Linked DNA regions of Homo sapiens: region 1 is linked to region 2. Evidence: chromatin contacts called from ENCODE Hi-C data. All regions are on one chromosome and are shown on one strand. Each heading gives the region's core, a stretch centred on a gene start or an enhancer-like site at or near the end of the contact. The rest is flanking DNA. Distances are from core to core; before and after follow the strand shown. Region 1 has its middle 39 kb from the start of PGK1. Region 2 holds the start of CYSLTR1 (cysteinyl leukotriene receptor 1).

Evidence for each region. Hi-C counts contacts between places; a loop is a spot of excess contacts on that map. Pooled maps may share reads with other maps.
Region 1: a map with no recorded cell type shows a loop between it and region 2 (5-fold over the local background). The contact joins the enhancer-like site here to the promoter of CYSLTR1 in region 2. A Hi-C loop is called at or near these places in 4 of 37 single-sample maps with no recorded cell type and 5 of 50 pooled maps.

Annotation. Positions count from the first base shown.
Region 1 is chrX:78,063,596-78,067,048 of GRCh38, forward strand. No RefSeq gene overlaps it. Among named protein-coding and RNA genes, the nearest start is that of PGK1, 39 kb to the right of the region's middle. RefSeq lists an enhancer at 1,405-1,694. Within about 2 kb of position 1,481, at least 5 of the 41 ENCODE cell types and tissues checked have a DNase peak (open chromatin) inside an H3K27ac peak, as active enhancers do.
Region 2 is chrX:78,326,305-78,329,992 of GRCh38, forward strand. CYSLTR1 (cysteinyl leukotriene receptor 1) reads right to left here and starts at 1,307. Exons shown (of 3, transcript NM_006639.4): 1 at 1,001-1,307. RefSeq lists an enhancer at 1,479-1,528.

The sequences.
Region 1 (3,453 bases), core at 231-2,730, 260 kb before region 2:
AACTACTGTGCAAAATCTGCTATACAAGTTATTATAATGCTTTAAAAATGTAATTCCAAGCTCAGTCTAATAAACTCTCTAAGACAGCATATACAAGTTTAGGGTTAATTTCCATTTTGACCACTGCAGTCATTCTTGATTGGGTTTCACCACACCTCAGATATGCCAGGAGCAGGCAGTTAAAAGGAGCAGGTAGAATTCTACACAGAACTCTGGGCTCAAATTACCCACAGTCTATGCAGTAGCCTTTGGGGAACAGGCATCAAGTTCTGTTTTGCACCACCTCTGCTGAGGTGGTAAGAGCACTGGATTTGAGGTCAGGAGGCTTGGATTTGAATTTCAGTCATACATACCCTCTTGGTAACTGGGTTCTTGTCAAGTGTCCAGGAAGAATCAGGTCACATGGACTTGAAGAGTGTTGAATGTGAAGACTTTATTAAGCAGTGGAAGTGGCCCTCAGCAGAAGGGGAGCTGAAAGGGGGATGGAGCAGGAAGAAGGCCAGGCTTCAGGGAAGCCATTTGTCCACAGATGGCAACTGCTAAAAGGGCATTATTTATAACGCACATCTTCTGGGGCTCCAGAGGTCATGGGCAACTGCTAGACACTGTTGCAAGCTGGTACAGGATTTGTTCCTGCCAGCATCTAAAGGCACTTGACCTGGCTCCTGCACCCACTCACCTGCGTGCTCCCCCTCCCTCAAGGGGTTTGAGGTCAATTTGAGCAAAATGAGTCCCCCCACCCACACCCTTGCAAGTCCCTTGAGGGAGTCAGGGAACTCTCCTGTCCTCCAGTCTCACTACTTCTCTGGGCCTCCTTTTCTCTTCTGTAAAACGTCATGGAAAATCGTGTGACAAGACTGAAAATTGTCAATGCTAAGCAATTCTGAAGTGCTTTTTCTGGGCATCAAGTTCCATTAGATCCCTTAGACTAGAGTATGGACCCTGGGTCACCTCCTTTCTCATTTCTTCCATTCCCACGCTAATGCTAAATAGTAGCACTGTCAAAAAACTGCCAAGGGTGGAAATGGAAGTATCCATTCCTTCCACTTCCACAGAGAAAGCCTAGAATATTTTTTAAAAAATAAGCTATTTACACTTTATAGCAAGCTTTTTTTTTGAGACAGAGTCTTGCTCTGTTGCCCAGGCTGTAGTGCAATGGTGCAATTTCGGCTCACTGCAACCTCCGCCTCCCGGGTTCAAGCGATTCTCTTGCCTCAGACTCCCAAGTAGCTGGGATTACAGGCACCCACCACCATGCCCAGCTAATTTTTTGTATTTTTAGTAGAAATGGGGTTTTGCCATGTTGGCCAGGCTGGTCTCAAACTCCTGACCTCAGGTGATCCACCCACCTCTGCCTCCTAAAGTGCTGGGATTACAGGCATGAGCCTCTGTGCCTGGCCTATAATGAGCTTTTGACTGAGACTCTTAAAGTCCCTTTTCACAGATGGTATAAGGCGTTATTTGAAGGAATGTCACACTCCTCATGAGAGTGAGTCATGAGTTCCATATGAGTCATGTTTTTTTTTTAAACTCTCACTATGACTCCATTACACATTTTGAGCTTTCCACAGACCCTTATTCTCTGCCCCTGTCTACAAGTTCACAATGCCTTTGAAGGATGCTGGCAAAAGCAATGGGGTCATCAGCCTTGGAAAGAAACTCAGAAGTTCTCATGAGGTATGATAAACCTCGTAAGTGTGACAAGATGAGGTTTCTGATCTCAGAGTTAAGTTTATCTCCTGCTGGAAAAGTGTTTGATTTGACTGCTGACAAATCTGTGCACTCTGTATTATGTAGGCTCCAGTGAAAGAGTGAGGTCAAAGACTGCTATTCCCTGATGGGTCAGCCCTTCTCTTCAGAAGCCAGTTGTGAAGGTTTCAGTGTTGAGGGGAAAATTTAGCTTGAGGGATGTGTGTGTTTGTGTTTCCCTCTGCTTAAGCTGTGGTGACCTTGGGAGGGTTGTGAGCTGATTATTTTCTGTAGTGATACACAAGGTAGAGACTGACTTGATAACTGAGGGTTGGGGTTAGTTCTAATATCCTCAGCAATGATTTGGTGCAGGGGCAAACTGAGGAGGAAGCCATGGGAATTGTTAGAAATCAAGGCCGGGCCAGGCACGGTGGCTCATGCCTGCAATCCTAGCACTCTGGGAGGCCAAGGCAGGCAGATCACTTGAGGCCAGGAGTTCGAGACCAGCCTGGCCAACATAGTGAAAACTCGTCTCTACTAAAAATATTACTTTTAATGGCAAAAGCCACAATTACTTTTGCAATAACCTAATACAAAAATTAGCTGGGCATGGTGGCGCATGCCTGTAATCCCAGCTACTAGCTGAGGCATGAGACTTGCTTGAACCTGGGAAATGGAGGTTTCAGTGAACCAAGATCATGCCGTGGCACTCCAACCTGGGCGACAGAGTGAGACTCTGTCTAAAACAGAAAAGAAAAGAAAGAAAAGAAAAGAAAAGAAAAGAAAAGAAAAAAGATATCAAGGCCAAACTCTGATAGGTTATGCCAGTTGTTTACAGAGTGTGGTCTCTGGAACCAGTAACATCAACATCACCTGGGAAATTGATGAAAATTCAAGTTCTTGGGCTGCTCTCCAGACAAGTGAATCTACAGCTTCTACGGTGGAGCCCAGCAATTCACAGTTCAACAAGCCTTCCAGCATGATTCTGATTCATGCTATTGTTTGAGAACTACTGGGTTAAGAGCTTTAGTTCTCAACCTGGGCTGCATACCCAAGTTGTTTGTTTTAAAATAGAAATTCTGGGATGGGGCCCAGTATCCCTAGATAACTCTGATGTTCAGGCAGGATTGAGAACCACAAGCACATTCTCTCCTTAGGGGCAAGTTACTTGGGATTATGGGAAGTTTTTGTCATGGGCCTTTCATCTCCTTGTTGGGATTATAGGTTGGAGTTTTAGGATTACATGGAGTTTCCTGGCCCAGGGCCTGTCTCTGTGATGGAATTGAGGCCGAGTTAAAAAGTGATGGCTGTGCTTCTTGATAGAGAAGTTAGGGTCTGTCTGGCTATTGGTCCCCCATCTCTCTCCTCCCTTAAAAATCTAGGCCAGGTGTGGTGGCTCATGCCTATAATCCCAGCACTTTGGGAGGCCAAGGTGGACAGATCAAGAGGTCAGGAGTTCAAGACCAGCCTGACCAACATGGTGAAACCCTGTCTCTGCTAAAAACACAAAAATTAGCCAGGCGTGGTGGCACGCACCTGTAATCCCAGCTACTCGGGAGCCTGGGGCAGGAGAATCGTTTGAACCTGGGAGGCGGAGGTTGCAGTGAGCCAAGATTGCACCGCTGCACTCCAGCCTGGGTGACAGAGTGCGACTCTGTCTCAAAAAACAAAACAAAGCAAAACAAAACAAAACAAAACAAAAACTCTAGAAGGCCAGGCACGGTGGCTCATGCCTGTAATCCCAGTACTTTGGGAGGCCAAGGC
Region 2 (3,688 bases), core at 57-2,556:
AAATGTAATACAGTCCTTTGTATTTTATAATGCATTGTAAAAATATAAATATTTTTGTTTTTAAAACAGTGTACAATCTAGTCCAGATTTAGTTACAATTTCTTTTAAAATAATCATTTGTTAGACATATGGTATCATAGTTTCTCTCTAGGTTTCAAAATAATCAGAATACTGGAAAGCAGAACCACTGAATTCAGTAGGTGGAACTTACAAACCCATTTGTTTCCTCTTGAAAACAGCCTTTTTTGTCGCTAAGTAGAAAAATGTTCCTGGCTAAAGATTTTATTAAAATGTATGAATCTTTGGCTCTGTGTAAACTTAGTCTACACCAGATGTGTCTGAGTTACTAAATAGATCATGCAATTTTCTTCTATTCATTTATAGTTGAGAGAGCTTTATTTTTACAGTCTCTGGCCAGAACTGGCCATTTTCTAGTTGTACGGTGTGTTTCAAGAAAATTTTTTAGCCTCTCTGAGTCAATTTTCTCATTCATAAACATGGACAGTAACACCTACCTTGTCTAAATTATAGGATGTTGAAAGGTTCAGGTGGGATAACAAATGTGAAACTACCTTGTGAAAATTTTACTCTCCACTGGTTTACCTTCAGTAATTACTACATATTTATTTTCCATATTGAAGGAAAATGTCACTACATTAGAGAAACTCCACTGAACCCTCAAAATGGGGATTTGAAAATGTATCTTACATTTCTGGCTTAAATTACAAAGGCACAGGAGGTTTGCGGAGTGTGTCTCCTCTGTATTTTGCCACGTTGAGCCCTAGCAGAAGCACTGAGCAATATTTGTTGACAGACTGATCATATTATCAGATTTCTGGCTAAGAAATAAAGCAGAAAGAATTCATACTAGCACCCAAACTTAAAGCAGGCAAGGCAGATAACTTATCCCCAAACTCCTGGGAATTTGCTAAAATTTACCATCAGCAACATTTTACTACATACTGTTCTGGTCTTAGTACTGAATACTGAGTCTCCTTACCTGCTAACTTCAAGGTCCACAGTTTACTGTCCTTTTGCGTTTGTTCTCAGAAGCAAGCTCCAAGTCTTCAGTAAATTCGATCTACCAGTCCTTGCAATTAATCCTTGTTGGCGAGCTGCACAGTATCTTGATACCCTGTAGGGTCGTAAAAGCACAGTCCATTCACAGAGTGCCTGCTCTATAGGCAAGCTTCTTTGCAAAGATGGGTTGCTGCTATTTTTAAGAGGGGAGAGAGCAGGGCACATTTGCTAGCCAATATATACAGATATACAGATTCTTCTTCCTCTTTCAGATTAGCCTTCAAACTGTTAAAGCACTCCCGGAGTCTGACTTCTCTGGTGCAAAGTGGGGGAGGGGAAGGGTCAAAGAGGAAGGAAGAATAGAAACTGGAGACTTGCAGGTTGCGTGTATGTATAAATAAACTTTTCTTCCTAGCTTCAGGAATAGAATTCTCAGGAAATTATTCAGCTGCTCTAAGATGGGAAGCAGGGACGAGTGTTCTCTCTTCAGCTTAGTTCTCTGTGATTTCTGTGACTGTGAGGTCATTAGACTATTTGTAGGTGGGGAAAGATAATCCTGCCAGTATATGCTAATATAACTGGCATTATGTGAAACTTGATCTTAAGTAACATAAATTTCATCTCTCCGTTTCTCTCTCTCTCTCCTTAATGACACTTGTGGCTCTATCCACATTCTAAAAAGCCTTTTCCTTTCTGGTTCCTTTTTGAGCTTTGTTTCCTGAAATCTTCATAACAATAAATTGCCTCCATTGGATTAAAACTGTTGTTTTCTTTTTTTGTCCCACTGAAGATGATCTGGAATGACTGGGCTTGCTGTCAATGGTCCTGTGTTGGAAATTTGGGGGATCAGGCAAGTGTTCTTGGCCTTTGGCTAGGCTCTGAGGTGTTAGAGCTGTGGGGTGCTCAATATGGCTTCTGGAGAAAAGGGACATAGCAGTCTGGTATGTGCTGATTGAAGCCTGGGGCAGCACTTTGATGTTAAAAACCAAATTGGTAAGATCATGATGTGAATTTGTTACATCAATTATCTTGAGTTATATTAAGAAGATTCTATATGGAGATGGGCATAAATATGTTGATGTTAACACTTTGTAAACATGCCCCATAACTAACAACTAGTTTTAGGTACTTGTAAAATATGAGCCCAGCAGTAGCCTTCTGGCTTGCTACCTGCTGTAGGAACAAAGTCATTTACTCAAATTTTGTATCTTTAGGTACAAGAATTACCTCACAACCAACCTGGGACAATCGCTTTAAGGCCCTTGAATCTTTATCTCTTTTCACAGAGTTCTGGATTGTGGTGGTGATGGTGATAGTTGGAGGAAAAGGCTATCCAACCACATTTGAAGGGATGTTAACATTTGGATTCAAGACTAGACTTTCTAATCCTCTCCTAGGGAGTTTTAGTAACTAAACTGACATTCAAACTAGTATTTCTTCAACTGAGTTTGGATCCCCAAATATCTACAGGAAAATTTATAAGTGAGACACAGAGTGAATTATCACTTTTCCTCCAGTCTGAAATGTTACAGCCATTTTGAGCTACAGTGGAAGGGCAATTCATACTCAGGAAATGAAGAAAAGAGAAAGGAGCTAGATCCTTTGTGGGGATAAGAGAGATCAGATTGTTACTGTGTCTATGTAGAAAAGGAAGACACAAGAAATTCCATTTTGATCTGTACCAGGAAAAATTGTTTCTGCTTTGATACCATACCCCAGCACAACACCCGTAAAGGGTCTCTGCTGAGGAGGAGTAGTGAAAGAGGGAGGTCTCTTTGCAGTTGAGATAAGAGGAAGGCTTCTGTCTCCTGCTCCTCCCTGGGAATGGAATGTCTCCTGTAAAGCCAACCATTCCCATTCTTTCTATTCTGAGATAGGATAAAACCGCCCTGTGGCTAGAGGCGAGATATGCTGGCAGAAATACTGCTCTGTTACTCTTTGCTACACTGAGGTGTTTGTATAAAGTGAAACATAAATCTGGCCTACATGCACATCCAGGCACAGTACCTTTCCTTGAATTTATGCATGATACAGATCCTTTGCTCACGTTTTCCTGCTGACCTTCTCCCCACCTGTTGCTCTGCTACACTCCCCTTGCCAAGATAGTAAAAATAATGATCAATAAATACTGAGGGAACTCAGAGACCAGCGCTGGTGCAGGTCCTCACATGCTGAGGCTGCCGGTCCCCTGGGCCCACTGTTCTTTCTCTATACTTTGTCTCTGTGTCATTTCTTTTCTCAGTCTCTCGTACCACCTGATGAGAAATACCCACAGGCGTGGAGGGGCAGGCCCCCTTCAATCCTTGAGCTTCAAGTTGGCACCGAAATAGCTGTGGCAGAGAGGGTGTTTCCTGTGGTTCTTCTTTGTGCTCCCCTACCTGTTTCTTTCATTAGCTAATTTTCTGTTCTTGAGCAATGGGGAAGGCAGTGATTCACCCATTCCCAAATGGGTCTTTGCCTTGTACAGCTGGATCAATTTACACCACATTTGCTATAAATGACATCAGACTCCTTGTCTCCTTGCTTCATCTCTTTATCTTTTCTCTTCCCATCCATCCATCTTCATTACATATCTACTCTCACATTCTCTTTCACTTTAGGAAAGGTTGAAGTGCCCAGAATGATACCTGTCTGCTGCTGTCTCTCTACTCTTGCTCATTTTCCCAGA